3 separate regions of the Homo sapiens genome follow, and all the other regions are linked to region 1. The links are chromatin loops, found by intact Hi-C in ENCODE. Cell type or tissue: mammary epithelial cell. All regions are shown on one strand. Each heading gives the region's core, and the rest is flanking DNA. Links, peaks and the distances in the headings are about the cores only. Region 1 has its middle 40 kb from the start of MAP1LC3B2. Region 2 overlaps MED13L (mediator complex subunit 13L). Region 3 overlaps MED13L (mediator complex subunit 13L).

Evidence for each region. A loop is a pair of places that touch in the nucleus more often than their neighbours do. Peaks named below come from ENCODE experiments on the same cell type or tissue, not always from the same donor. Only the 100,000 strongest peaks of a DNase experiment are listed, where the experiment ranks them.
Region 2: a loop joins it to region 1, with 6 times the contacts of the local background. A loop is called at or near these places in 8 of 110 quality-filtered maps.
Region 3: it touches region 1 in a loop (6-fold over the local background); 13 of 110 quality-filtered maps call a loop at or near these places.

The regions. Positions count from the first base shown.
Region 1 is chr12:116,594,645-116,605,017 of GRCh38, reverse strand. No RefSeq gene overlaps it. Among named protein-coding and RNA genes, the nearest start is that of MAP1LC3B2, 40 kb to the right of the region's middle. In mammary epithelial cell, for the core only: a CTCF peak has its summit at 5,166 (motif pointing right); no DNase peak of the experiment used is centred there.
Region 2 is chr12:116,230,510-116,240,882 of GRCh38, reverse strand. MED13L (mediator complex subunit 13L) reads left to right here. Exons shown (of 31, transcript NM_015335.5): 2 at 3,178-3,415. Among named protein-coding and RNA genes, the nearest start is that of MED13L, 42 kb to the left of the region's middle. RefSeq lists a cis regulatory region at 3,636 and an enhancer at 3,564-3,708. In mammary epithelial cell, for the core only: a CTCF peak has its summit at 4,535; no DNase peak of the experiment used is centred there.
Region 3 is chr12:116,061,350-116,071,722 of GRCh38, reverse strand. All of the region lies in intron 4 of MED13L (mediator complex subunit 13L), which reads left to right. Among named protein-coding and RNA genes, the nearest start is that of MIR620, 82 kb to the left of the region's middle. In mammary epithelial cell, for the core only: a CTCF peak has its summit at 4,887 (motif pointing left); no DNase peak of the experiment used is centred there.

The DNA of each region.
Region 1 (10,373 bases), core at 1,474-9,473:
TTAACGGCACTAAGGGAAATGCCTATTTAAGCCGAGCCCTTCCAGAAAACAAATCATTAGCCCCCGATTTTTGTTTTAAATCTGGATTTTCACATCTCAGGTTTGCTGAGGGTCTGAAAAATCTGAAACTCATTATTTCTCAAAGTGTGGTCCGATGACCGCCCTCCTCGGAGTCACCCAAGGGCTTATTAAAAACACAGATTTGGGGGACCCAACCCCCCTGACCTACAAACTCCCACTCTCAAGGGTGCAGGCTTGGGGGACTCTGCAATGTTAACAAGCTCCCTGCGGAACTGTCACTAACATTGGGCCCCCATCGCTGAAACGGTGCTGTCAAACTGCCCAGGAAAATCCTTCCAAAACAAAATACAACAAAGCAAAAAAAAAAAACAACAACAAAAAAAAACCTTGGAATTTGTCGTGGGATTTTTGTTTATTTGGTTGGTTGTATCTTTCTTTCTACTTCTGTCTACTTTTTCAGATTTTGTGCGAAAGAATGACCCCTCTGGCGATTAGAAATAAGTAAACAAAAAGGATAAAAAAGATAGCACAAAGAGATTATTTGTGCATGAGAAGTAAAAGACAGTTTGGAAATTTCAGGAATTTCCAAGAAAAGGAGGCTTCCTTGTCTCTCTGTCCTTGGCAACTGAACTTGGACTAGCTTCTCCACACTCCCCACCCCTACCTCCCCCTCCCGGACAGCCGCCTTCTCTAAGTGTTACAACCAATTTTCTCTTGAATACATGTAGTGAGGAAGCCTCAATGACTTCCCAAGGGACCTTACTTATAGAGAAGAGGCACCACGGGAAGATTTATGGAACGTCTGTAAAATATGTGTGTAGAAACTCGCGACATTTTGATCGCTACCAAGGAAAAAAAAAAAAACTGGACAGTTTCTTACTAGTCAGTTTCATGAGCATTTTTTATGGGTTTTTTAAATTAATTAATCTTTTCTTCCTTTGTTAGGAATTCTTGGCACAGACACAAGCCCCGGAGAAGGGTAACATTGCCCACGGGCTGTACGTCCAAACTGTCAGGCTTTCAATCCCAAATCTCTGGAGGCAAAAGGCCAGATTTCATGTGCTTCCCATGAAGTGGGGAGAGTCTTGTCAATGTTGGAGAGAAGGGAGTATTATTAGTGGGATTGCCACCGCTGTCTCTAACAGCCTCAGTGCCACTGGCAAGCGCCATATGGTCCCAGACAGCCTCTTCCCTGGGCTGTCTCCACACCCAGAGCCATTTGCAGGATGGGAAAGAGCCCTCAACGTTCGCCACACGGCACCAGGCCCCATTTACCTCCAGCGCCCTGGTCCTATGTGGAAGCATCCATCAGGCATCTGGTTTTTCTCAGCCTCACAGGTTCTAGTCTTCCCCCACCCCCCAACCCCTGCCCCGGGCAGTTTGCTGCTGAAGACAATGAACCAAGTGGAATTTCCCGGCCTAAGAGGGGAACTGGAGCTCGGCATCCTGCTTTTGTTACCAGTTCATCTTGAGCTCCTTCTTGGCCTCAGTTTCTTCATCTGTAAAATAAAAATCCAGAAAAATCTGCTCTAGAGGAATGTGGTGAAGATGAGAGATAATTTGGAAACTGGTAGCTCTCAACCGGGAGCAACTTTGCCCCCTCTCTACTCCTACACCCAAGGGGATATTTGGTGATGTCTGGAGACAGTGCTTGTTGTTACAGCTTAGGGGGAGGGGGTGCTACTGGCATTTTGTGGATAGAGGCCAAGGATGCTGCTAAACATCCTACAGGGCAGCCTCCCAACACCAAGAATCATCCAGCCCAAATACCAATGATGATGGCCAGGAGCAGTGGCTCATGCCTGTAATCCCAGCACTTTGGGAGGCCAAGGTGGGCAGATCACTTGAGGTCAGGAGTTCAGGACCAGCCTGGCCAACATGGCAAAACCCTGTCTCTACAAAAATACAAAAATTAGCTGGTTGTAGTGATGGACACCTGCAATCCCAGCTACTCTGGAGGCTGAGACAGGAGAATTGCTTGAACCCGGGAGGTGGAGGTTGCAGTGAGCCGAGATTGTGCCACTGCACTCCAGTCTGGGCAACAGAACGAGACTCCATCTCAAAAAAGAAAAGAAAAAAAATCAGTGATGCTGAAGTTGAGAAATCCTGATATAAAGTGCCTGGCAAACAGTCGGTGACTTAGGTGATGATAATGAAAAAGGATGTGGGAAAAAGAATGTTGTAAGTGTATTCAATAAACCTTAGCTACAATTAGTAGATCCAAGATCATGGATAGCTGCTTCCCTGAATGCCTCAAAGTATTCTAAGGCTCCAAACAAGCTCAGCTAGACAATGTCATGATTGATTAGTGATGTCTGCCATGGGCACAGCAGGGGGAAGAGGCAATGTGAGTGCAGTGTATTTTCTGACCCTGGACTGTATGATGTCTAGCATCTGTTTCTCCTCTGACATTCTGTGATCCTATTGCTGTGATTCTGTGAGTCTATCTTCAAAGTTCTGGAGTCAGCATTATTTACAGAATATTTAAGCAGCTCAGGCTCCTGCAGGTTTGCTTGGCAGGGCAGGCTGGTGAGCTGAGATCCAGGAAGACAGCGCCCACTCCATGCAAGGTAAAATAGACAGTTGCTGACAGGATGTGATGTGGGTGACATGGAAACTCCCCCACTGACCCCTCAAATCTTCCTCATCTCTCATGAGCTAAATGTTTAACTGTCAGAGTCACTCCATTGGGTTAAAACATCATCTGCAGGAGACCTTTGTTTAAATGCACAATATTACCTGGAAGGGATAAGCATGCAATCCATTCCAATGTGTTAATCCGCTAAACTAGTTGTAGCTCAGCAGAATAGAATTGAGAGGAAATGGGACAAAGGAGAGCGGTATTTTTGAGGGCGAGAGAGGAGGTTGGGGGGCGGGGAAGTATGGATTACAGAGCCAACGTCACTATATTGCACAACTCCAGGAGATGCTATTCACACTGGAACAGGGTGACCAAGTCACCCTGGGACTTCATTGTTTTAAAACTGAAGATCCTATGTCCCAGATGCTCCCTTTGTCTCAGACAAACCAGGAGAGTTGGTCACCCTAACTCTAGGCCGCATGGCACAGGATGAGCTTTGTAGTCCTAGCTGTCAGTTACCCCTCATGGTGTTGCCTGAAGTCTCTTTCTGGATATCTTTCTCCCCTGCTTATGACTCCTCTATGGCTCCCCAGGGCCCACTGAACTGGATTGAAACACCTCTCTACAGTGCCTAAGTTGGCCTGAGTCTTGCTTCCTGATCCACCTCCCTCTAGCTGTGAGTCACCCCAATTAGTCACCATGCCTGAGACCCACCATGCACTTTCCTATGCCCTTTGGGTTGGAAAAAGAGCTTTTCTAGAGAGGAAACCCACTCTTGGAGTGTGCTCAACTTGTGCCAGTAGTGAAGGAGTTAATTTGCCTAGGGTTTGTATTGTCAGACTCACCAGATGTTGCTGCCAGTGAGTTGGGGCTCAGATATGACTACCACTTGGTGTCAGGAGGGACACCATTTGTTCCAGAGAGCCCCAGGCACCCGTTCAGGGAAGGGCAAAGCCACCAGACACATGGAACCACCCTAAAAGAAAATAAAGACTCCCTTCCTTCCTTTACTCTTTATTTTTAAATTTTATTTTTAAAAAAGTATTTTTCTATGTAGAGAGAGATCTCACTATGTTGCCCAGGCTGGTCTAAAACTCCTGGACTCAAGCGATCCTCCCACTTTGTCCTCCCAAGTTCCGGATTACAGGCATGAGCCCACCATGCCCAGCCTACTCTTTAAACTTTTCAAAGCAGCTTCACATACATGCCTCAACAGATCCCCTCCATATCTCTGAGCAACAGGTAAGATGAATGTCGTGCCCATTTGACAGGTGGGAAAACTGAGGTGCCGATCAGAGAGTCTTATCCTCAATAAAGAAAGGTTTCTGGATGGGGAAGAGCAGGCACAGGGGTATTTCATGTCTCATAGCAAGTTGGTGGCTGAAATGGAACTAAGCAAAGTCTTCTGACCTATTTTCTATGAGGTTTTCATTCATTTGTTTTTCAGATATTCATTAAATGCTTATATGTCAGACACTGTGGTCATCTCATAATAATGATTATAGCTAGAGTTGTCTCTACAATCCTACACTTTCTACCTACAAGTCCCATTGCTAAATTATTTACGTGCCCTCTCTCATTTCAATGCGCGACAGCCACCCTTTGAGGTATGATTACTATTACTATCCCCAGACACAAGTAAGGACACTGAGCTTGCCCAAGGTCACTTAGCTCCTGAGCGGGTGCTGGGGTGTAAGGACTTCAAGCCTGTGCTCCTTTACTGCTTTGCTGAGGCTTGTTATCTGCACTGGGGTGGCCTACCCTCTTGAAGCTTACTCTTTTTTTTGAGACAGAGAATCTTGCTCTGTTGACCAGGCTAGAGTGCAGTGGTACACGGCTCACTACCATCTCCACCTCCTGGTTCAAGCGATTCTCCTGCCTCAGCCTCCCGAGTAGCTGGGATTACAGGTGTGCACCACCATGCCTGGCTAATTTTTGTATTTTTAGTAGAGATGGAGTTTTTCCATGTTGGCCAGGCTGGTCTCAAACTCCTGACCTCAGATGATCTGCCCGCCTTGGCCTCCCAAAGTGCTGAAGCTTACATTCTTATAAGGAGATAAATATACCAGTTTTCTGAGGTCTGGCCTTCACCTCTAAGACCCTCCAAGCTATTCCTTCCCAATAAGGAATATTCCAAATAGGAGAGAAAGGATGCAGACGTTGATTAAGCCCCTTCCATGGGCCAGGCACACGCATATCCATTTTCCATACCACCTAGCAAATTGGCTACAGAGGGTACTGAAGAAATCAAGGCTCATTGGGTTGACATGGTTGTTCAAAGCTGGCATACTTGGTTTTCAGGGAGTGGAGACCTGGCCTTGGATGGTGATGCCATCTGACTTGCCTTTTCTGCCAGCCAGCTCTGGCTCTCCTGGAGGACAAGTGACGGGGGAAGAGTTTGCCATGAGTCTTTAGGTCACGTAACTACGGAAGCAGTTCTCTTGAGGCTTGATACGTGATCTTTATACAAACCCTCCTCGGGACAGGAGCCAGAAAGTCACTCTCCCACCCATTTTGGGACAAGGGAGGTGGGGGGAGGACCCAAGACCGGATCCCGGCAGAGTCCCGCTGCCCACGACAGGCAGCAGGTGGCGCCATGGCCCCGGTTTAACAAGGACACCGGGAAGGTGGAAAGGGTGGGTGGGTGGGGCGGGGTGGGGGGCGTGGGGGTTGCGGTTGGACTCCAGAAAGAAAAACTAGTGGAAAACAAGGCTTTAAAAGAAGAACAATTTGTTCCAAAACACTTGCCTTGTAACGGGGTCATCTATAAATTCTGGGATTTCCTGTTGGCCTCGGGGAGGGCAGGCAGGCCGGCCGGCGGGCAGGCCACTGTCTTCTCTGCAGTCTGGAAGAATCATTTCCAGCCCAGCTCACGAGCTCCAGCCTCCCCTGGCCCAGATTGGCTCTGAAATTTCCCAGCTTTCGTGCCCGTAAGCAGGATCCTGTGACAGCAGCGTCTCCTTGAGCGGTGCTCCAGTTTCCACTGGGTTGGGAGGAGGCGTGAGATCATGGTCATTTTTTAAAGGAGAGGCTGTCTTCGTGATCTCCCTGTTCCGTCTCCACCATCGGACTTGTTCCAAAACAATCAAAGACGTGGAAACAATAAAATGAAAGAGATGGAAGTAGCCCTTTTAAAAAGAAGACAGCTGTTCCTGTCAATACGGGGACGGAAAAGAGAAAAAGAGTTGGAAACAAATAATTTTTAAGCCCAGGACTGGCTACTTGGTTAACAGATGTGGCCTGACCTCGCTCTACCCAAATCACTTCATCATGGGCTCTGAGCGGCCAGGCGCGGTGGAGAGGGCAGGGAGCTTTGGAACCAGTCGTTCATGAGCTGTGTGACCTTGAACAAGCCATTTAATATCTTGGAACGTCCGTTTCCTCCTCCAATAAGTGGTGAACAGTAATTAATACCTGCTATGCCAGGAGGTTGTGAGGCTCATGGATGGCCTGTTTCAAAGACTCGTGTGTATCAGCAACGCAATGCAAACAAGGTCACGGTTCTCTCTTGACTGTCGTCCCCGTGCGGCCAACAGGCCATCCTCACGGGCAAAATGACAAGGAACAGCAGAACTCTAAAGGAAAGATTATCTTACAAACTCACGGTGATATCTTTACATGTCTCTGGAGGAAAAGTCACAGTGAAAATATTGCCAATCAGTCATGAAGATGGTTAGGATTATGTTTTCTCTTTACCCAGAGAGCCAAGGCCAGGAGTTTAACTGGGACCACATAAAGGAAGAAGCAGCGGCTTTGAGTCTGGCTTGGTTTGGGGTAAAGACTCCTGGCTCAGTCACAATGCAGTGGTGCCATTGAACGAGATGCGTATCTCCCTGGGTTTCAATTTCCTTATCTGTACAAGGGTGGTGGGCTGGGGGAGGTCAGGAATCATTAACTGAATGCCTATAGAGTCAGACATAAGATAAGGGAGTGAAGTGGGGGATGGGTCCGAGGGCGTGGTTGCCTCTCAGTCCCAGCTGCTCATGGCCTGGAAGGAATTGGGACAGTATTGCCAGATGTTTAAGAAGCCAGGAATCTGGAGTTTTATGAGACATGGTCCAAGCTGTAAAACAATGCAGGTCAGACAAAACAGGTCTGTGGGCTGCATCTGGTTCTCAGACCTCGGTGATTCCAGAACTTCATGGGATTACGTTCAGGAATCCCTGGAGACCCTGCCTCTCTCACTGTTCCATGATGAGACCCAAGTCCTTGCCTATATTCCATGTCCTTACCTCTCTGCCTTCAAAACCCTCTCCAGTGCCACTGATTCAGAGACCTCATTCCTGTCCCCTGCCCTCCATAAACCCAGGCAAAAATTCTTTCTTCTGTGCTCATACAGCACCACATATACACTCATAGAACTTAGGACAATTACCTATTAGCATGAATGTCTAGAGATGGGAGCCTGTATCTTTGTCATCTCCAGCACACTGCCTGGTACATAATAGGTATAAAAGAATGTATGAACCAACCTGAAGGTTTAATTGATTTTCTTGGTTTTAGTTTATTCTCAGTGACAATAGCTTTATTCTTTTCTAATTATATAATTCATGTTCATTGTAAAAACTTTCAAACAACCCAGAAAAAATAACTCTGATAACTTTGTTTTCTGGATGTGCTCAGTGTAAAAAACTTCATTAATACAGAAAAATAAAGGAAGAATTAAGTCACTGAAACTTATCACCATGTGTTTTTTCCTGTGTGTGTGTATGTATGTATATACATTTAAAATGATAAGACCATCTAATATATAAAATTTCATATTGTATTTCTTCTTTTTTTTGAGACAGAGTCTCACTCTGTCACCCAGGCTAGAGTACACAGGTGCGATCTTGGCTCACTGCAACCTCTGACTCCTGGGTCCAAGCAATTGTCCTGCCTCAGCCTCCCAAGTAGCTAGGATTACTGGCGCCTGCCACCACACTCAGCTAATTTTTTGTATTTTTATTAGAGACGGGGTTTCACCATGTTGCCCAGGCTGGTCTCGAGCTCCTGACCTCAGGTGATCTGCCCACCTTGTCCTCCCAAAGTGCTGGGTGCTGGTGGCTCACTCCCAAAGGGCATGAGCCACTGCATCCCGCCTGTATTTGTTTTCAACATTACATTTTAAGCATTTAAAAAAATTGTTTAAGGCCAGGTGTGGTGGCTTATGCTTGTAACCCCAGCACTTTGGGAGGCCAAGGCAGGTGGATCACTTGAGGTCAGGAGTTTGAGACCAGCCTGGCCAACATGCTAAAACCATATCTATACTGAAAATGCAAATATTAGACAAATGTGGCAGCACACGCCTGTAATCCCAGCTACTCGGGAGGCTGAGGTGGAAGAATCACTTGGACCCGGGAGGCAGAGGTTGCTGTGAGCTGAGATCACTCCACTGCACTCCAGCCTGGGTGACAGAGTGAGACTCCATCTCAAAAAATAAAAATAAAAATAAATAAACAAATAATTTATTTAATATTTTGGGAAAATTCATTTTATTGTCTGGATAATAATCCGTTATATAGGTATATTATAAATTATCTAATCACTGAATTGGAAATCCCTCATAGGGCCAAGCATATGGTAGGTACTCAATAACTATTTGCTGAATGAATTAATGAATGATTGAATGGATGGATGGATATATTGATGGATGCTGTCTTGATCATAAGTCAGTTGAACAGAGAAGGGCCATCCCCTTCCCCTTTTCTTTTTGCTAATATAAATAGCACTGCAATAAATTTCCTTGCACCTAGACATTTGATTATCTCTCTGATTATTTCTTTAGAAAAACTTCCTAAAAGTAGGTTTAATGGGTCAAAGGGTATGGCTTGAGACTCTTGGTACGAATTTCCAAATTGCTATTGAGAAAGGTTATACCAATTAATATTCCTATAAATACTATATTGGGGTCTTCCTTTCTGAACACTTTGCAAACTAAGTGAATTTTTTAATTAAAAAAAAACTTTGCTAATTTGGTATCTATTTATTTAAATTTGCATTTATTTGATTATTAGTAACTTTGAATCTTTTCCACATTATTGGCCATTTGTATGACTCTTGAAGATCTGCATTTCTGATGGTAGAAATTTTTTTACCTGCAGGGAATAAGGTTGGGCTAAAGACATTTTCAGCAGAAAGCTATTTTCCCAGTATCTTTTAGATTACAACAGGCTTCACCCTTGTCCATGAAAACAGTCACCAGCCCCTCCCTGGTCAGGTGCTGTGCTTGGTGCACACATCATCTTTCGACTACCCTACAAACTAGATACCACTTTAATTTAATTTGCAGTCTCAGATCTGTCTAACTCCAGCACGTTCATCCCTATGCTACATTGTCTCTCAGTTCTGAAGCTCATCCTGAAATGCAAAAGGCTCATGATCAGTAAGACCATTCATCCATCCATCCATCTCCCCACCAATCCATCCATCCATGCATACATGCATCCATCCATTCATCTGTCCATCCATCTATCCATCCACTCTTCCATCCATCTACCCTCTCAGCCATCTACCCATCCACCCATTTACCTATTCAACCATCCATCCATCCCTTCCATCCCTTCATCCATCCATCCATCCATCCATCCATCCATCCATCCATCCACCCACCCAGCCACCTATCCTCCTACCCATTCACTTATTTTCCTTTTCATCCATTTGTCCATCTACCCATCCAACCATCCTCCCACACATCCATCCATCCATCCATCCATCCATCCATCCATCCATCCATCCATCCACCTATCCATCCATCCACCCATCCACCTCTCCACCCCTCCAATCATTCACTCATTCATTCAGCAAACAACTACAGAGTACCTACCACATGCTTGTACCTGGTCTTGTTTTACTGTGAGGCTAAGCCTAGAGCAGTTCTGTGGTCTCTCTGCAGGGTGGTTCCTCCAGGGGCCAGTGGCATGTGGAGGGCATGCAAGGAGAGTCTGGAGATGGGACTCGGAATGTGGGCTCAGGATTCCTGGACAACCACTGTTGGAACCTTTAGCAGGAATTGCAACATATTTGGCCAGGGTTAGGGGTACAGTTTGTGGCTGAAAAACAGAGTTTTCTCTGAATAAGTCAAACTAGCCTGCCTGGGATCAAATCCATGAGGGCTGGACAATCTGGTCTCAGCAAATTAAAACAACATGGGCACCAGCCAGCTACATTTTTGAAAACAGTGTTTTTGTTGTTTTAATCAAGGACACCCTTCCCACCCTCCATAACAAACTCTGAATTGAAATGGGGGAGAATTTATAAGAAAATAAAACAATTCTTTGGTATTCTGGCACAAACTCATTTTCCTTCTCATCAGCTCCACAGTGTAAGTGCCTCTCTATATCTTATTTTATTCTGCCCGCAGGCTTATGGGGATTAATGAGTCCATGCCAAGAGACCATCTTGAGTGGCACAAGAGAAATTCCATTTGTAGCTGAAGCCCACCTGTTGCATTCTCTCCACAGATGGAGGGTCCCTCTTAGGGTCCTCCAGGGTCTATGTCCCCATGGTGACTGCGGACAGCCCAAGGGGCGGCTCAAGCCCTAGGCTGGGTCTGTGTATCAACCATGTCTTTTGTTTTCTGTATTCTGATGCTTTGACATCTTGGGGCCTTGGTGACCCTGGAAGGACTTCCCCTCCCAGAGCTGTCCAATTCCTGGAGAAAGTGAACAGGTCACCGGAGAGCATGCCTTTCAAATGCAAGCCAATCCCTCCAGAAACCCTACCCCCAGCAGCCTATTTTATTAGACTTTCATAATCTTGGTCACTACCTACCTGCCATAGTCACCCCAGA
Region 2 (10,373 bases), core at 1,357-9,356, 360 kb after region 1:
TTCTTTGATGTTTAAAGATTGATGTTAGGGTTTCTGATTAAAACATACACCTTGATGTCCGGGCGTGGTGGCTCGCGCCTGTAATCCCAGCACTTTGGGAGGCGGAGGTGGGCGGGTCACGAGGTCAGGAGATCGAGACCACAGTGAAACCCCCCCGTCTCTACTAAAAATACAAAAAATTAGCCGGGCGCGGTGGCGGGCGCCTGTAGTCAGTCCCAGCTACTCGGGAGGCTGAGGCAGGAGAATGGTGTGAACCCAGGAGGCGGAACTTGCTGTGAGCCGAGATCGCGCCACTGCACTGCAGCCTGGGTGACAGGGCGAGACTCCGTCTCCAAAAAAAAAAAAATAAAATAAATCTTCTGCTTACCTTTTTGGATTTCAACTTCTTTTTATTTTTGTTTCCTTCTTTGATGTTTATAGATTGATGTCAGGGTTTCTGATTAAAACATACACATTGCTTTTATTTGAAGAAACAAAGGAACTTGGCCAGGCGCAGTGGCTCATACCTGTATAATCCCAGCACTTTGGGAGGCCGAGGTGGGTGGACCGCTTGAGGTTAGGAGTTTGAGACCAGCCTGGCCAGCATGATGAAACCCCGTTTCTACTAAAAATACAAAAATTAGCCAGGTGTGGTGGTGCACGCATGTAGTCCCAGCTACTCAGGAGGCTGAGGCATGAGAATTGCCTGAACCTGGGAGGCCAGTGTTGCACTGCTGCACTCCAACCTGGGTGACAGAGCGAGGCTCCATCTCAGAAAAAAAAAAAGGAACTTGTAAGATAGAAAAATGGACAAAGGGTATGAACAGACAACTCAAAGTGAAAGAAATAGTACTACTACTAGTGGTATAATGAAAATATCATTTACAGTTTTTGCTATGTCCCAGACACTGTCTTTTATAAATGCTTCATATGTATACTGACTCATTTAACCAATGAGTTAGTGCAGAGCTGGGATTCAAACCCAGGAATGGTGGCCCCATCTGATCAAAGATGTGATACCGCATACTGATTTCCTCCTAGCAGAACAAGGACTATGTATTAATACAAGTACATACCGTTCTATTCAATTGGCCGATATTTTAAAAGATATGCAATTTGGGAGGTGGCTATTTGTATTGGGGAGACTATTAATTGAACAGTAACGTGGTAGCACTCATCATGAGTCTTGATATATTCTTTGGTAATTCAGTATCAAGCAATCTCTTTAAAGGAAATAATCAGGAAAATAACAGTGTTCAAGGATGTTAACCAATTATAGTAATTACAGTAGTGGAAATAAAATGGAAGATTGTCCAGTTGGTATGGGATGGCTAAATTATATTTTTTCCAATGAATAGAATATTATGCAAAGATTAAAAGTGTATTTTGAAGAATAATTAGTAATATATAAAAATAAGTGAAAAATATAAATCATGCAATATGGTTCCAACTTTAAAAAGTATATGTACAGAAAAAGAGGAAGGACATATACAGTAGGATGCTAGTGATTATTATAATGTGATTATGGTGTATTACTTCTGAACTTTTTATATTGGCCATGTAGTGCTTTTATATTTAGAGGAAACCAAGTAACATATAGGGAAACCCTAAATGATGCCAGTGCCAGCTTTTTACTAAACATATTCATTAAAAATTTAGATTTGCGTATCTCAGCGTAAAATATAAGTTACTGATTTTTAGATATTTTTAGTTTGTATATTATCTTTGTAACTTTTTTGAAGCAAAACCTTTTTTTTTGTTGTTTGTTTGTTTTTGTTTTTTGAAACAGAGTCTCACTCTGTCACCCTGGCTGGAGTGCTGTGGCATGTCACTCAGGCTGGAGTGCCGTGGCACGATCTCGGCTCACTGCAACCTCCGCCTTCCAAGTTCAAGCAATTCTTGTGCCTCAGCCTCCTGAGTAGCTGAGATTACAGGCACACGCCACCACGCCCGGCTAATTTTGGTATTTTTAGTGGAGACGGGGTTTCAGCATGTTGGTCAGGCTGGTCTCGAACTCCTGACCTCATGATCTGCCCGCCTAGGCCTCCCAAAGTGCTGGGATTACAGGCGTGAACCACCGTGCTCAGCCTGAAGCAAAACCTTTTTAATTTGGATTAAATGAAAGGTGATTTTTCTTTTTCTTAAATGTGGTCATTATAGTGATTGATTGCTTTAGCACTTTTAATATGTTTCAATTATGTTAGTAGAAGATATGGCTGTTTTCTACCTAGTGGTACATGTTATTTTTGCAAACAACTTGCTAACAAAAATAACTGACCTTGTGGGGAAGGAGATGCGTGAGTAAGGATTCAATGCAAGGGCCACCTGGGCTGTTTGGTACAGAATTAAATTATGAATCTGTTTTACTATTAGTTTTCAATATATAGCTGTAGTTTATAACTTTAAGAAATTTAGCTTTCGCTTGTGTTGAAACCTCTTTGAAGTTTAGCTCTTAACTTAAGATTTAAGACATCTTGAAATATAAACGTATGTAATGGATCAAAGATACAGTATTTGTTCTCTGCTGGTTGCAAGTTCTCATGTTTTACAATGTGTGTAAAAAATAAAATACCAAACTACATTAGGGAATTGTTATAGAAGCAAAGCTTTTCTGTTTGCTACATGTTAAAAAACATGAATAAATTGCTGATAACTTTGTATCAGTTTTCTTAATTGCTTCTACCTAAATAGACTTTTGGCATTCATGATGAAACACTCTCGTACTTCATGCTAACTGCTTCCCTAATTAAAAAAGGACTTAAACTGTGGCTTGTGGATGGGAAGAAATTATTTGAAAGAAATTATTTCATATATACAAACTTATTTTTAAAATCTTACTTGATTTCTAAATATAATTTGTGAGTTGAATATTGAATGATAACATAGAAAATAGTTTTCTGCATAGAGACTTTATAGTAAGTGTTTAGACAAATTAAATTATTCAACAGGAAATAATGATTATCAGCTTGTTTTATTTTAGTATTTAATGTAAAGAGCTATGTAGAAATCTTGATAGAAAGTTTCTCCCACCTTAAAATTCGAGAAGATTGACATACATTCTTCACTGGGAGGAATCTTATGATATGAAGTTTCGTGTAAATATTTATTTTAGCACAATTGCTTTTCTGTATGGAAGACTGTTTTTAGTGGTCTGTAAGTAAAATGAGAAAACGATTACAATTTTTTGTCTTTTTCCAGGCTGAACTCACGGGAATCAAATGGCGTAGGTACAATTTTGGAGGGCATGGGGACTGTGGACCCATAATTTCAGCCCCAGCCCAAGATGATCCAATTCTGTTAAGTTTCATCCGCTGTCTGCAAGCTAACCTGCTTTGTGTATGGCGTCGTGATGTCAAACCAGATTGCAAAGAGTTATGGATATTCTGGTGGGGAGATGAACCCAACCTAGTGGGTGTAATACATCATGAACTGCAGGGTAAGGTTTCTGTTTTTTTCTTAAAAATTATTTGCATCATATTTTTTTGAACATTGATAAATTTCAAACAGATTATTAAGACTTGTCTAAAAGAACGATCTTAAGTGTTTCATGGATGTCTCTCTCAAAAGGAACATTCTCACCCCTCTTCCTCCCATCCCTGTTTTTTTTTCCTAACTCTTGTCCTTTTCCAGTTATGCTGAGAATCAGAACCTTGTGAACCGCTGCTGTTAAATGAGAGTATTGTGTCTCCTGGGTGCGGTGGGGTGGAAACCAGGCTAAGATCCACTGTTTTTAAATGATAGTGAATTGTGAGTAACTAACAAGACAGTGAATTGAACAGTTACTGTTTTTTTCCTTGGACTGTGGTTGTTATGGTTCACTGCCAGCTGAACTCTTTGGTGGAAAATTGGAGAGTGATACAGAAATTTAGTTTTGAGCCTAATTGGACAAAATTGTGAGATTACATTGAATAGTATTTTGAGGAAAGATGAATATATGGGATCTGGTCTGAATTGGGTGTAGCAAATTTTCTTTTGCTTTTATTTCTGTTTTTCATGTAATTTGGTGATTCCAGGAAACATTGGCTCCGGTGTTGCCTGATTTTTAGCTTCAGATTGCATCTGATATCTGGAAACTGAATTAATGTAAGAGTTTCATTTTTCTGTGCTGCTTTATATATTTACCACAGTTTTATGAGCAGGAACTTTTATCAGTTGTCTTTGAATTTCTGGTAAAAATTTTTACCTTTTTATCTAAGTGTTTCTATTTAGTATGCAAAGGGATTTTCTCAAGCAAGACTAATTCTAATCTTTAGTTAGGGTATTAACTCTTTTTGACTTAGTCTCTTAGAACCATCTTTTATTATCTCCAAACTATATTGTGTTAATCTGTGTCTGAAAAATTTCAGATCGTGTTTGAAATGTTTTGTTACTTGATGTTTTTAATGTTTTTTTTTTTTAAAGGAAGGAGTAAAACTAACTGTAATGTATGTTCGAGGCTCTGTTCTAAAGCTTTTACATTTGCCTGAAGGATTTCCTGCCAACTTTTGCTTGACACCTTGCTAGTTTTTCTTGGCAGCCATTTTTTATCTGTGATATCTCCTGCCACAGCAGCCAGAGGGCGGTAAACCACAATGGACTAATTGAACTGTTTACTTTATGGTCCATTTGTCTGTTCAGCTCAAACCTTTATCCTGATATTTTTTAGGGTATTTGGTCTATAAATAAGAGAACCATTGTGGGTGACATTGCTTGCTTAGCTGGGTAATCAGCAAAGTCCCAGAACTTAACATTCATCTCAAAGCCTGTTCTATGTAGTTAGCAGTTAACTTAGGTAAAATTAGAGTTTCAGAACATCTGGATTCTGTTTATCAGAATTTTAAAAATAAGATGTCACCTAGAAGATAATTACAACATTTTTGTTTGTCCATTAAAATATGAAAACATATTTTTACTTTTTTTCCCTATGTAGTAGAGAGGTATAAAGCTTTTTAAAAAGTGTCTTTCTTATCTTTCATGATTGTTTCTGACTGTCATCTTCTGTTTCTCTGTATTAATCTCTTACGTTTTAGCTTTTTGGTCTGCTCTTTGTTAGTGTGGTACATATAATTTTGTAATGATGAGGAAACCAAACCCAACTGCTAATGAGGGTTATTTAGTTGATAATATAGAATAAATTTATTTATCTATGCCAACGGAGAAAATCGTCAGTGTTCTTAGAAATAGCTTATTAAATTATTGTGTTATTTTTCATGGGCTTTGTTACTGAGTTAACAAAAAGGAGTAGGGCATTTAAATTTTGGGATAGTTGCTTTAGATTGCATGTGTAAATTAATATCTTAAGTATTTTTTGGTAAAGAGTTAAGCAAAGATTGAATTATTTTTAGATATTTTTAAAATTACAGAAACACTACATTTAAGTTAGAAAATTAGGAAAACAGTCATCATATGGAGAGAACAAAGAAATAAAAATACTGAAGTCTGAAAGAGTTTTAGATGTTTTATGTGTAAATGAAATTGGTACCATACAGTTTTTCTAATTTTCTAATTAAATGTAGTATTGTGAATATTTTCTCTTGGGAATGATTACTTTTCTTTGGAGTTTGATAGTGGTATAAACTGTTTATATTTTGTATTCTATCAGGAAAGTATTACAGTAATGGAATAATTATAATTTCATTGAGTGCGTCTCCTCTTTTTAATATGAATTTTGAGCAAGTTTTTAGATTCATTTATATGAAGTGTCCATTTTTGTAGGTAAAAGTAGTTGAAAAAGGTAATGTATGGTTCAACCTAATAACAGAAAATATCTAGCCTTAATTAGAAAAATAAGTCATAAAGACAACTTTGTTTCAAATAAGGGGAAATACGATAGCAGTCATGAAAAACTGAAGGATACAAAGAGAATATTTTAATTGGTAGCCATACAAAGTGGAGATATTTTAGAATCTATTTCATTCTCTAATATATTTGAGTCATTTTATTTTGGGTAAAATAAATTATAGGCGGAGCATGGTGGCTCACGCTGGTTATCCCAACACTTTGGGAGGCTGAGGGGGCCCAAATGCTTGAGGCCAGGAATTTGAGACCAGCCTGACCAATATGGTGAAACCCTGTGTTTACAAAAAATAAAAAAAAAAAATTAGCCAGGTGTGGTGACGTGCACCTGTAATTCCAACTACTCGGGTGACTGGGGCTGGAGGATCACTTAAACCCAGGAGGCCAAGGTTGCAGTGAGCAGAGATAATGCCACTGCACTCCATCCTGGGCAACAAAGTGACACCTGTCTCAAAAAATAAAATAAATAAATAGTAGCAGAATCCTTTTAGCAGGCTTTAATGTTAAGCATGAGATTACCATTATTTGTAACATTTTTTAAATAGGGACATTTTACTGTTTCTTACATTGCTGCTTATTTATGTTATTTGGCATTTCCTGGCTGGTCACGGTGGCTCACGCCTGTAATCCCTGCACTTTGGGAGGCCTAGGCAGGAGGATCACCTGAGTTCAGGAGTTGGAGACCAGCCTGGCCAACATAGTGAAACCCCCTCTCTAGTAAAAATAAACAAAAATTAGCTGGGCATGGTGGTGGGTGCCTGTAATCCCAGCTACTGGAGAGGCTGAGACAGGACAGTCGCTGGAAACCGGGAGGCAGAGGTTACAGTGGGCTGAGATCACGCCACAGCACTCTGCTGGGCAACACAGCAAGACTCCATCTCAATAAATAAATAAATAAATAAATAAATAAATAGCAGAATCCTGTTAGCTGGCTTAAATTAAGCATGACATTACCATTATTTAACATTTTTTTTAATAGAGGCATTTTATTGTTTCTTAAATTGCTTTTTAGTTATTTGGCATTTCCCTTTGTCTTCATAGCGTACTCCAAATAGCGTCCTACCAAGAAACCTCACGGTGAGATGTAATACCAAAGCAACCATCTTGCATTTAAATGTATAAAGTATCCCATAAAATGAGAATAATCCTACAGGGTACACACACAAGTTAGTTTTATGATATTATACTTTTTGTTTAATTGCTTGACATATCTCTGAAATAGTCTGAGAGAAGGCTATAACACATTTATAATCTGTCCTTGTCACTTGGATAAACACTTGGGTTCCTGTCTGGGGAATTGTTAATGCGTGTGGTGTAGTGATTCAGAGCACGGGCTCTGGGTTGCTTGGGTTTGAATGCTTGCATAGTCACTAGCTGTGTATTCTTGATCTAATTATTTAACTTAAACTGTGCCTCAGTTTTCTCACTGTGAATTAGGTTATGAGGTTAAGAAAAATTAAAAGTACTTAGAGCAGCATATATAGCAGTTAATCTATAATTGTAACTATTGCTACTGCTACTGTGCAAAGACCTACAGGCTGCGAATGAATTGTGGCAAGAACAGGTTACCTGGGGCTTAGGGTAGGAGTGAAATAGTCTCCCCTCTAAAAGGCTGAGTAGGTGGGTCATAGTATGGAGTACACAGAACCAAGGATAAGACATTTAGACTTAATTTGATAGATTTTGAGGAATTAAACATTTCTGATCAGGAAAGCGATATAATTAGGAAGATTAACTTAGTAATAATACAGGATTAATGTGTACAGGGAAACCATAATATTGTGATTTTAAAATTCTAAATTGGAATATAAACTTAAATATTCTGTTCAGGATACAGATGTATTTAAATTAAAAATACTAATGATTATATACTATAATTCATATTAATAGTCTTTAACACTTTTATTATACCTTTGCTGTTTTGGCTTGACTAAATTCTACATTTTAATTTAAGTTTTAGAGATTAATACAGTGTGCTGAGTGGACTTCTCCTAATCTACCAAACAAATACTTCTTACTTTTTTTTTTTTTTTTTTTTCCTTTAGACAGAGTCTTGCTCTGTTGCCCAGGCTGGAGTGCAGTGATGCAATCTTGGCTCACTGCAACCTCTGCCTCCCGGGTTCAAATGATTCTCCTGCCTCAGCCTTCTGAGTAGCTGGGATTGCAGGTGTATGCCACCACACCTGGCCAATTTTTGTATTTTTAGTAGAGATGGGGTTTCACCATGTTGGCCAGGTTGATCTCAAACTCCCAACCTCAATCGATCCGCCCGCCTCGGCCTCCCAAAGTGCTGGGATTACAGGCGTGAGCCACTGGGCCTGGCAACAAATGCTTTTTAAATAAACACAATATTCTCGCCAATTCACTGCCTGTTAGTTAGTGGTGGGAAAGACATGCAATCTGGAAAACCCAAAATAGTACAGAGAGCAAGCACAGAACTGCCAATTGCTTGCCCCAAAGCATTACAAATCTCTGGTCCAGAAGGAGAAGTATCAGATTCAGCCTAGTATGTGCTTAAGAATGTTTGTCGAATCAGTTAATGAAACGTATTTTATGAGGTTCTAATGTAGCGCAGTATTGCACTCCCGGCAGATTGACTTATAATAAATTTGTGAAAATTTTTAATGATTTGATAATGCGAGGATATTGAAGCCTAGTTAAAATAAAGCATATTATTTCTGGTTTTAATTCCCAAGGGGATAGAAATAGCCAATTTTTGGGGTATATTTTCTACCACAAATATTTAGCACTAAATATGCACTGTCTACAATTTTAAAATTTATGTTGTCTCTTTTTTTGATTATTAGACATATAAATTAAGGATACATCTGTACAACTCTAAAAATGATTGTCCCTATAACAGTATCAGAAGTCTTCTGAATTGGTTTTATTGTCAGTGCAGGGGTAGATTGGCAGTTATTACCCTTTGTTGTGAATTTAGAGACATAAATATTGCTTTTTCTATTTTTAAGAGTGCTGCCACCTGTGCCAGGAGGTGTGGGCGATTGTAAAAACATTAGACATAAGAGAGCCTGGAAAAATGGATCTGTTTTCTGACAGTGACCACGGTGTAAGATAATTTAAGATACTAGTACTATTGTTTATTGAACTCATTGCAAGTGGGCATTTTGTAGGAGTGTGGGAAGGCTGGATTTTTTTAGTTTTGTAATCTGTATCTATAGATTACAGTCTACAATTCCAAATGGTGGGATTGATAAAACCTTTGTTTAGATAACTCCAAGCAAGAACCTAGCTTCTCCACTCCTCCTAGCTTTTTATTTTTAAATATATTTACACACTTATATGCATATGCCTCTTTTTCCACCTAAACTATTTGAGGCAATTTTCAGACTTCACGGACCTTTGCCCCTAAATACTTCAGCATTTAAGTCCTGTGAATGAGAATGTGAAGCACTCTTTTACGTAACCAGAGCACTTTTGGCATGCTCAAGAAATTTAATATCGATATAATTAAATTATCTAATATTTAGTCCATATTCAAATTTCCCAATTGTCTTAGCAATACCTTTTATAGTTTTCTCTCTCTCTGATCCAGAATGCAATCAGGATCACACATTTTTAGATGGCTTGTGTCCTCTCATTTAGAATATTCCTGAAGTTGTCTTGGGGATCAATGATATTGATGTTATTTGAAGGGAGCAGTTTAGTTGTCCTGTAAAATATCCCACATTTTGAATTTGTCTAATTGTTTTCTTACAGTTAGAGTCAGGATAAACATATTTGGCAAGAATACTGAGTAGGTGATGTTGTGTCCTTTCCACGGCATCACATCAGAAACAGGTCATGTCAGTTTGTCTCAATATTGATGGTACTGAGCTTGATCCCTTGATTAAGGTAGTGTCTGCCAGATTTCTCCAGTGTAAAGATATCCTTTCCTTTTGTAATTGTTAAGTAAATTTGGGATGAAACTTTGAGATTGTGTGAATATCTCTTTCCTCAAAAGAGCCTAATTTTGAGCCTGTTTAAACCAACCGAAAAATTCCGGAATCACCTGCTTTTAGAAAATCAGTTGAGATCACATGAAGACTGCATTTTTAAGTCACAGCAGAGTTCAAGAGGAGAAGAGAATAAAATATTGAAGATCTACCAAAGGCAAATTATAATGGCAATGTCACACTATGAAAATGAATAGCCCCTATTGCTTAGCATACCTAAAAAGAGAAGTGTTGACATTGAATTTTCCAAAATCATAGACAATAATGTATGTAGGAATATATTACTGTGTATCTTAGAGTCTGTGAACTTTCAATTGATTTTTGATGGTTTCTGGTTATCCTTAACTAAATGGTAAAAATAATTTCATCGGTATTATACATGAATTTATTATCAGTTGAAATTAAAAAATTGCTTTCTGGAAAAGTAATGACTATTTTATATATAAATTGACAGGAATAAGATTATCTCTTGTCATTTTGAAAATTTCTTTCAAGGAGAAAATCTGATCTTTGACTCATTTTCACTCTGTTTTTCTATCTTTTTTTTTAGTGGTATTAAATTTGTGAGTCATTGAAATTAATCCCTGACTGAATTGGAAAGGAATTGTATTTGCAGTATTTGGATTTATTTATTTTTCAGGTATGGAATTCTGGTGATTTTGA
Region 3 (10,373 bases), core at 1,534-9,533, 530 kb after region 1:
AAGGTTTTATAAAATTCCTCTTAAGTAATGCTTGTTTTGTTTAATCACTAATCACATCATATGATGAAAATATTGTTTGAGGTTTAGCACTGTAGTTGAACATAGTGCATAAAGGGTCTTTAACAAGAGTATCTGCAGAATGGTGGCACATGCCTATAGTCCCAGCTACTCGAGAGGCTGAGGCAGGAGAATCACTTGAATTCGGTAGGCAGAGGTTGTGGTGAGCTGAGATTGCGCCATTGCACTCCAGCCTGGGCAACAAGAGTGAAACTCTGTCTCAAACAAAACAAAACAAAACAAAAACAACAACAAAAGCAAGTGGAGAAAATTATTTATTATTTTAAAACAATTTTATGTGGAATTAATGTTTCACCTGTTTGAAGCACATTTCTTTCTTGAAACACCTTGACAGTGATTATTTCAGTTCATGAAATTTCATCAGTTTCCAAAATTGAGATAAAGAAGTCATTTATCTTAAAATTTAATGTCTCAAACTACATTGAAATGTAAAGCCGATATTGAACTGCTGTCTTCTCTATATCCTGGTATTTTTCAGTTTTCTTCAATGAACATTTATTACTTTATTCATTAAAGTAATGAACTGTTGTCTTCTCTATATCCTGGTATTTTTCAGTTTTCTTCAATGAACATTTATTACGTTATTCATTAAAAATACTGATATTTTGAAAATAATAGTAAATTTTATTATCTTCTGAATCTTTGTATTAAAGTACACTTGAATATTTTCTTTCAAAAATTAATATCATTAGTTTATAATTGAAATTGAGTGCTAAATATTGATAGGACCAAAATATTAGCTGCCAATTATTTGTAAGATTCACTTAACAATGTTAAGAGAAAATCTAGGCACTCATGCTGGGAAACAGCCATTTTTGAAATAGTATGTTGATGATTTCTTCTAAATTCCTAAAGTGGTAGCATTAATTTGTATCTTTAAAGATTTCTGTGCTATGTAAATGTAATGTAGATGTACTTGTGTACTTTATATGCTGTCTCAATCAAGACCATCTTTAAGGGCCTCTAGGGTGCGGCATGCTTGTATATTATTCTGGGCACTGTGTGGTTTATCATAATTTTCATCACTATGTTAGGTGCTAGGCGAGTGTTTTAGATCCTTAGTGTGGTGCTAAAGAGCCTGAACTTTGAGGCTAGACTGCCTGCATTCGAATCTTGACTTTGCTGCTTTGTACCTTAGAGAAGTAAAAGTTATTTAACCTCTCTGTTTTAGTTCATCTGTAAAAGAGAGAATTTAGGATTATGGAGATGAAATGAGTTAATATTAAAAAGTGCTTAGGAGAGTGCCTTGACCTAGTTCATAAGTATCTGCTGATTAAATACCTCATTTAATCCTCCTAACAACCTTGAGAGATAAATGATAGCATCCCCATTTTACAGATGTTAAAAGTAAAGCTCAGAGAGATTATGTGACTTGCTAAAAGGTCAGATAGCTATTAACATGGATTTGGGATTTAAATTCTGGACTTTCAGCCTCCAAAATGTGTGTTGGGATTACAGTTAGTTGCCTGTCTTATAATAGCTCCTGCCCTTGGACATGACCCCTGGCAGCTACTTTATCTATTTTAGCCCTTAATGAATCATGCCAAGAGTGAGAGATATTTACACTTTGTAAAACTTGAATGTAATTATAACTGCATTTTGGTGGTTTCATTAAAAATTTTTTAAAAATACTCAAAAACCAGCAGTACAAGTTGAGTACTCTTTATCCAAAATGCTTGGGACCAGGAGTGTTTCAAATTTTGGATTTTTTTGGATTTTGAAATACTTGCAAATATATAATGAGGTATCTTGGGAATGTGACCCAGGTCTAAACATTCATTTGCATTTCCTATACATCTTACACATGTAGCCTGAAGGTAGTTTTATACAATATTTTTAGTGATTTTTGTGCATTAAACAGTTTCGACTGTTTTGGTAATGACCCATTACGTGAGGTCAAGTATGGAATTTTTCATTCGTGGTGTCATGTTGGTGCTCAAAAAGTTTTGGATTTTGGACTGTTTTGGATTTGGAGTGCACTACGTGTATTAAAGAGAAAAGCAATGGACTGGTCATGGTAAATATATCAAATACTATATTCACAAAATACTACAAATGAACACATTCATTAGACCTTAATCTGTGCAAGTAATTGATAGCTAAAAAGTCAGTACCAAAGAATACTCAGTTTCAACCAGTCTTTACAAGAAACTTTATAAGAAAAGCATTCATCTGCCTAATACTTAAAAGAAATGCAAAGGAAAGCAAATGGGAAGTACAAATTAGCTTTATTAATGAAGCAAAAATAAATAAAATGAGAAAACCAAGGGTTGGTGATACTTAAAGGTACCCACATACTTACCTACCCATTGTTAATACATGTCAGTAAATCTCATCTTCCTAAACAGTGATATGTGAAGGGAGTTGGCTAGATAGCATCTACTAGGGAAATGGACAAAAGTTAGAATTGTTCTTAATGGGAAGTGAGTTCAGCCGCCAACAAGTCTTGGTTCCACGTATCATCTTTAATAGGGCTGCTCAGGATTCTTTTGGCATTATCTTCCATTTCTATTCCTGTTTCTGGCGTATAGACTGCTTTTATGGTCTGTTGTGGGGGAGAAGATGTCCACATTGAATGAGATAGAGGCTCTGCGTTCCTTGGGGCATGAGTTTTCTCAGACACTTCAAGGGAGGCACTGCCTTTATCATTCTCATGGCACTCGGTAATGACGTTAGTGCTGCATTCTCTTGACTACGCTGACTCTTGGATCCAGTTCATTGCCCAGGTTATAACCAGAGTTCTCAAGTTTTGAACCTTAAATGAGGGACATGCACGCCCCCCCACCCCCCGCATTAAATGTTAAGGGTGATGCCAGTGGTAGTGTATGGTTGTACACAACAAGAACAGACAGGTATTATTACAGGTTAGAATCTTAACAATTTCAGGGAGAGTACAGATTGGAGTCCTTAAAATATAAATTAAAAGTTCAAATTTAAAACACTGACATTCTGAAAAGCACATGTAGAAAGTCAATTCAAGTTAGTAGATGGAATTCAGATTTCTTATTCTGAGAATAGCTGTTGCCAATCCTAGGGCAATAAACAGAGGCAGCAGAGGTCAGAAAACACATGTATAGGCCAGTTATTCTACCATCCTGTTTCCCACAATCTGTGTCAAGATTTTGCCATCCATACTTCAGTTTGTGCCCAATAATCCTTTAGTTGATCATTTTGGAAATCCTAAACAGTGTATCAGGAGTGTTTGTATTTAAGAAGTGGTAGTGTTTGATAAATGATAATTAGCAAAATATAGCTCTACAGATCATATTATCAATAAATTCGTATTTAATTGGCATTTGTTTTAAAAGCTCTTATTAAGAAAACTGTCCTGTTGAAATGAGCCTTGCTGTTGTGGAGATTCTTCTGGCCTGTGTTGTTCACAGTGTGCTTTGTTGTCCCATTAGTATTATCAGCTGTCAGATGCATCTGAGGCTGATTACGGCAGGCACATAGAACTTTCCAGTGCTAGATTCACGAAGAACCCCTGTACCCTGAAGCTTATGTTAGATAAAGAGGCCAGTATGCTTGCTCATTGTTGGTGCGTTTCCTGTATTTACTCACATCTATAAGCAGAAATGGGCTTTGGTCTGAGGGTTCATACTGTATTTGTGTCAGCAATTGTGGTATCTAAAAGTGACTTAAGTGAAGTAGACTGGTTAAGTCAAACCCTTTCACATATCATCTTTCTGTCCAACACTTTGGATAAGCTAGTGTAATTAAACAGATGAAATAAGTTGCCATGAATAATCTCTTTGTTGTCCTTTATTGAGTCTTGTTGTGTTCCAGACATTTGCTGCAAGCTTCGTATATGCGCTTACTCACAGTTCATCCTTATTTTTGTTCTGTGAAGTAAGGATTGTTATGTTCATTTTATAGATGAGAATACGCAAGTGTCTGGTGCTTTTAGTAGTGACTGGCATAGATAGCCATGCCACAAATCCAAGTTGGTCTGACTCTAAAATCTGTGCCTTTCACTCCTACAGCATCATTACTCTAATGAATAACTTTGGGGGGATGCTTTATAAGAAATATTTGTTTCATGCTTTTTTGCTTGTTTTGTCAGGTTTATCACAGATGATGATATCCAATATATAATAAATGTAATAGGGGAGATGAGGCATCTACTTTTCAGTAGCATTTATTGAGATCTAACATCTACCATTTTATTTATTTCATCCTATATTCTGATGGGGGATCTCCAAACTGTTGTGCAAAAGGTCTGTTAAAGTGCAGGGAGAAGAATATTAGAGTCTCTAGGTCTCTTGTTTGTTTCCTTTGAAAATTCCAACTTCATATATGCTTCATAACGTATATAATACATTAGTCAAATACCATACTTCATTGGTTCTAATATGTCTACAGTTGATGTATTTCTTAGATTGAATGAAATACAGAGGTACACATAGAAAATTAGAAAAATAAATATACAAATATTATGGATGTATTTTTTAATAGGAGTGTATAATAAAAATAGTTTTTACATATTTCATATTCTCTGTTTATAATTCTCTATCTTATAGCTTTTTTTCATCTCTTGTTGATTATTTTTGATTGTGTGTCAGTATATTTCCAGTATTGCAGGGTTCACTTTGTCCTCCACAATTATTTCCACTCGCAGAAACATTCATCATTTTCTCATCACCTTCAGTTGTTAAAATCTCTTACTTTGTTGTGGTTGGTTGTACATTTCTTATTTGTAATGCTTTTGTTTGTTAAACTTAATAGAGTCAGTTATTTAAAACTTCATGAAACTAAGCATGAACCTGTCCAACTGTAGAAGATGAAGTAGCAGGAAGTGTTGGAGTGGCTGCATGTGACCGCTTTCGCCCTCTGTTGGTAGCCGGTAGAGTTGATGCGCTTTTGCTCTAGAGTTTTTTTTTTTTTTAATACAATTTTGAAAGTTGAAAATTCACAAGTTAGGGGTCCTCTGTATTTTGTTACAGATAAAAACTCTTATGAGATTCTGTAATTAAATGTAAAGTTCTTACATTGTTTATAATCATAGTGTTACAGGATTCTCATACTTTGGAAAATTTAACAGTATAGAAGTATATATTAGATTGGTGCAAAAGTAATTGCGGTTTTTGACATTGAAAGTAGATAAAATGCTCACACAATACCTTAAAGTAGCACAATAATGAAGTTTGAGTAGTCTTTAGAAGAACATACGATATTTAACAGCATTTTTCAAGCAAGGCTAAAGATGTGAGTCCAGTTTCATTCTCTTAATCCCATGAAAATAAATCCCTCATTCTTGCTGTTTACCTGTACAAGGTGTGATACAAATGAGTTTTCTTTGCATAGAAAGTAAGTCGTTTTCTTCTCTCATAGGCCACATTAAAGAAGTATCACTCTTTATTTTTGTCTTAGCATCCTCATTGAAAAATATTAATGTTCCTCTCAATGAAAACTCTTTACCTTTTTTACTTTTGTGTGTCCAGAGTGCGCATGCTTTTCACTGTAGCTGCTCCTCAGTCTTATTATTTAGAAGGAAATGGAACTCTGTGTGTGCACACGTGTGTGTGTGTATGTATGTGTGTGAGAGAGAGAGAGTCAAAGACAGACTGAATCCGACTTGATAGCTTTTACAAACGCATTTACAGTCTATCACCTTTGTCCTACTTGTGCATTCACACACAGATTCTGCAGTTATGTGCTTGTATAGCTCCTTCTCACACAAGGCAGAGCACTCTACTTAAGCAGAAAAACTGCAACTGATGTACTGTTTTCTTTACTGCATTTGTCCAGTGCTGCAGTAGAGCAACTGTCATTGTTTTGCACAGTTCTGTTTTTCTTCCAAAACTGCCTGTGGCAATTTGTACTCATTCTTTATTACCCAAGGGTTTTGCAAGCAATAAAATAATGTATCTGACTACTTAATGGCCTAATGTGATTCCCTCTTCAGAGAAACAGCAAAGTAGAAGACTTCTTTGACTTTTCCTCTTCGCTGACCATGCAATATTAGGCCTCTTGGGACATGTGTTTTGATGTGCTGCCAGAATGCAGTTAGAGATCTTACTGTATTGCAATCATATTTTCTTCAGAATCTTATAAACTGTTTATAAGTAAAGCTTGGATCTGGTCAGAAGGAATATTAAATGGTCTACATGTAATCTTGCCTTGGAGGGAAATTTATTAATGTGGTATCTCATATTTTACATAATTTCTTCAAATTATCTTCAGATCATATTGTAAAAAATCAATATGACACTATGATGGTGAAAGTGAAGTGGTAAAATACTTTTCTTTATTTTTGCCATCTATTTATTATACTCAGCATATATATGCATATGTGTGTGTATTATTTTTGCTATCCTCCCGGTCCTTATTTAAGAGCATACCATACATGTAAACATTATTTTCAAACACATATACACACACGTACACACTGCATAATGACACTTCAGCCTACTATGGACTCCATATATGACATAGTCCCAAAAGATTATAGTGGAGCATATGTAGAAACCTGATGTATGGCACTTGATATTGGCATTGCAGATCAAGTAAGAGGTATAATTAATATTTAATAATGTTGCTGGGACATTTGATTTTCCCTATAAAATTTTATATAAATAAAAAATATATACCATTTAGGTTTGTCTGGGTACAATCTGTGTTGTTTGTACAGCAATGAAATCACTTAGTGATGCTTTTCTTAGAAGGTACTTCCATTGTTGCTTGACTGTATATACATATAGACACATATATTTATTTTAAAGCGGACTATATGCCACACATTGTGCTAGATGCTGGGGATGTAACAGTGGACAAAATGGATGGGGCCCTTGTCCTCATACCATTTATAGTTGAGTCATGCTCTACAATGTGGAGATTGGGTACATAATGGTGTGACGAGTCTCAGTGCCGTACCAGTGTCAGATGGAAGAGCTGTAAGGAGAAGAAGCTGCCCTTTTGGCAGTATAGTACCGTAGAAGGTTTAGTTGCTTTGTTGTGTGTTTAAGCAGTCTTCCTTGTTTGCCTTCACCAAAGTAGCTCACTGTTAGACTTGCTGAGTATTAATGAGACCCTGGGAACTCCCTTCTCCAGCTGAGACATCAAGTAAGCTGTTGTTAAAGCTTCTTGCTTTCGGTCATACTTTCTTCCCCAGGCATCTGGGGCCCCAGATTCCAAATTTTTTAGGAACAGAGAAACTTAATCAAATTGACCTCTTTTCATAAGAAATAAGTACAGCTGGCCCTCCATATCGGTGGGTTCTGCCTCCAAGGATTCAACCAACCACAGATTGAAAATATTTTTAAAAAGTACGTCTGTACATACTCGGTTGGCTAAGTCTGAGTATGTACAGACTTTTTTCTTGTAATTATTCCCCCAATAATACAGTCTACTATTTACATAGCATCTACATTGTATTCAGTATTGTAAGTAATTTAGAGATGATTTGAAGTATGCAGGGGGATATGTGTAGGTCGTATGCAAATACTAGACTTTTTTTTTTTTTGAGACGGGGTCTTGTTCTGTCACCCAAGTGCAGTGGCACATTCGTGGCTCACTGCAGACTCAACCTCAAGGTTCAAGTGACCCTCCTACCTCAGCCTCCTGAGTAGCTGGGACTACAGGCATGTGCCACCACACCTGGCTAATTTTTTTATTTTTTATTTTTTGTAAAGGTGGGGTTTTGCCACATTGCCCAGGATGGTCTCCAACTCCTAGAGTCAAGCAATCCGGCCACCTCACCATCTCAAAGTGCTGGGATTATAGGCACAAACCATGCGCCCAGCCCAGACCATTTTATATAAGGCACTTAAGCATCTGTGGATTTTGGTATCTGTGTGGGGGCCCTGGAACCAATCCCCCGTAGGTACAGTGGGATGACTCTACCACTGTTTATATTTTTGTATTAGTAATATCACAACAGTACCATAATGATACTAAGTATTAGAAAAATTTTAAAGGTGTGTATTTTGATAAACAGTTTTTTTCCTTGGAGGTAGTGGTGGTTAAAAAAGGCTTTTGCCTGATGAGTCTTAAGGCTTATAATAACCATTTATCTAGGTCAGTGAGAGTCAGTTTTGGAGGTACATAAAACTAGATTATTAATACTCGAAGGAAACAGTGGCTTAGATATCCAAACAATGCTTTTTGATTTGGTTTGTTTGTTTGTTTGAGACAGGGTCTTGTTCTGTTGCCCAGGCTGAAGTGCAGTGGCACGATCACAGCTCACTGTAGCCTGGATCTCCTGGGTTCAAGGAATCCTCCCACCTCAGCCACCCAAGTGGCTGGGACTAGAGGCACAGGCTACTATGCCCAGCTAATTATTTTTATTTTTATTTTTAGTGGAAAGGAGGGCTCCCTGTGTTGCCCAGGCTGGTCTTGAACTCCTGAGTTTAAGGGATCCTCTGCACTGGCCCAAAACAATGCTTAATTTTTTTCCTCCCTCAAGCCAGTTATATATGTATTATCTACTATCAGTACAAAAAAGTGGTCTTCTGGGCTGCCCAGGGGCTAACACAGACCTTGCTCTTATGGATGAGACTGGGCGGGGAAAGAAGACAGAAATGCCCTAAATTGGATATCAAATAGCCAGCTGCTGTGCTAAGGGCCTGGGTGGGCATTGCAGAGTAAGATTGTTTTGGGCTGCGTTGAGCCTCCAAGAATGATCTACAACTTATTTTGAGAAATAAAGTAGACAAAAAGGAGGAAGAGCCAGTATTTTGGAAGAAAGCAGCAAAGACACAAAAGCATCTCCACTTGGGTACAGGACATCTTGTACTTTACAGATTTGATTGGCATAGAGAAAGCAGCTTTCAGCCAGGGTCTGAAGACCTCTGGGACTCCATGTTGTGTGCTGGTCTGTGAGGCCATCTCAGTGAAAAAAGCTTTCACTCCAACCTGGGCCACTTTGGTGTTTTCCCCCTCTGTTTTAAAAATATACTGAGGCCGGGTGAGTTGGTCGGATCACAGGGTCAAGAGATCGAGACCATCCTGGCCAATATGGGGAAACCCTGTCTCTACTAAAAATACAAAAATTAGCTTGGTGTGGTGGCGCATGCCTATAGTGCCAGCTACTCAGGAGGATGAGACAGGAGAATCACTTGAACCCGGGAGGTGGAGGTTGCAGTGAGCCAAGATCGCGCCACTGCACACCAGCCTGGCAACAGAGTGAGTCTCCATCTCAAAAAAAAAAAAAAAAAACACAGAGAGAGAGAGAGAGACACTATTCTATTCATTTCCTATGAAGGTAATATTGTTCAATAGAAAACCAATAGAGGGAGGTTGAGGTGGGCAGATTGCTTGAGCTCAGGTGTTCGAGACAAGCCTGGCCAACATGGTGAAACACTGTCTCTACCAAAAATACAAAATATTAGCTGGTCTTGGTGATTCATGCCTATGGTCCCAGCTACTCTGTAGGTTGAGGTGGAAGGATCACTTGAGCCTGGGAGGTGGAGGTTGCAGTGAGCTGAGATTGCTCCACTGCACTCCAGCCTGGGTGTCAGAGCAAAATCCCATCTCAAAAAAACAAAAAACTGCACTACAGGCATGCACCACCATACCCAGAAAAAAGAAAATCAATAGAAGAGAATTGATTCAAGGTATTAATGTTAGCATGTGACTGTAATAGTTCATAATTTGGATTTCGGATAGAATTTTCCTTCCTTTTTTTTTTTTTTTTTTCGATGTGGAGTCTTGCTCTGTCTCCCAGGCTGGAGTGCAGCGGTGTGATCTCGGCTCACTGCAAGCTCTGCCTCCCGGGTTCACGCCATTCTCCTGCCTCAGCCTCCTGAGTAGCTGGGACTACAGGTGCCCGCCACCATGCCTGGCTAATTTTTTGTATTTTTAAGTAGAGATGTGGTTTCACTGTGTTAGCCAGGATGGTCTCGATCTCCTGACCTCATGATCAGCCTGCCTCGGCCTCCCAAAGTGCTGAGATTACAGGCGTGAGCCACTACGCCTGGCCTTGAATTTTCCTTTCTGATATGTTTTGTAACATGCTTATTTGAACTGTAAAATTTAAAATCTATTCCCAAACTCACATTAGGTAATTTGGGATGCGCATTGATGAAGGGATGATTTCATTCTGATTTGTGGTGGAGACTGTACTTAATTTTAGTAACTATCATGTCCTGAAGGTTATCACTTATTTTATCTTATTTTATGTTTATATATCTATGAGGTAGGCATTATTATCTTACTTTGTAGCATTGAAAACTGAAATACCGAGAAGTTAATTGACTTAAGGCAGCTTATAATAGGTAAGATGTAAACTCAGTTCTGCCTAATTGTATAACCCTCTGACATTGCCTTTCCTAGTGTTGAGAAATTGAGAATTTATT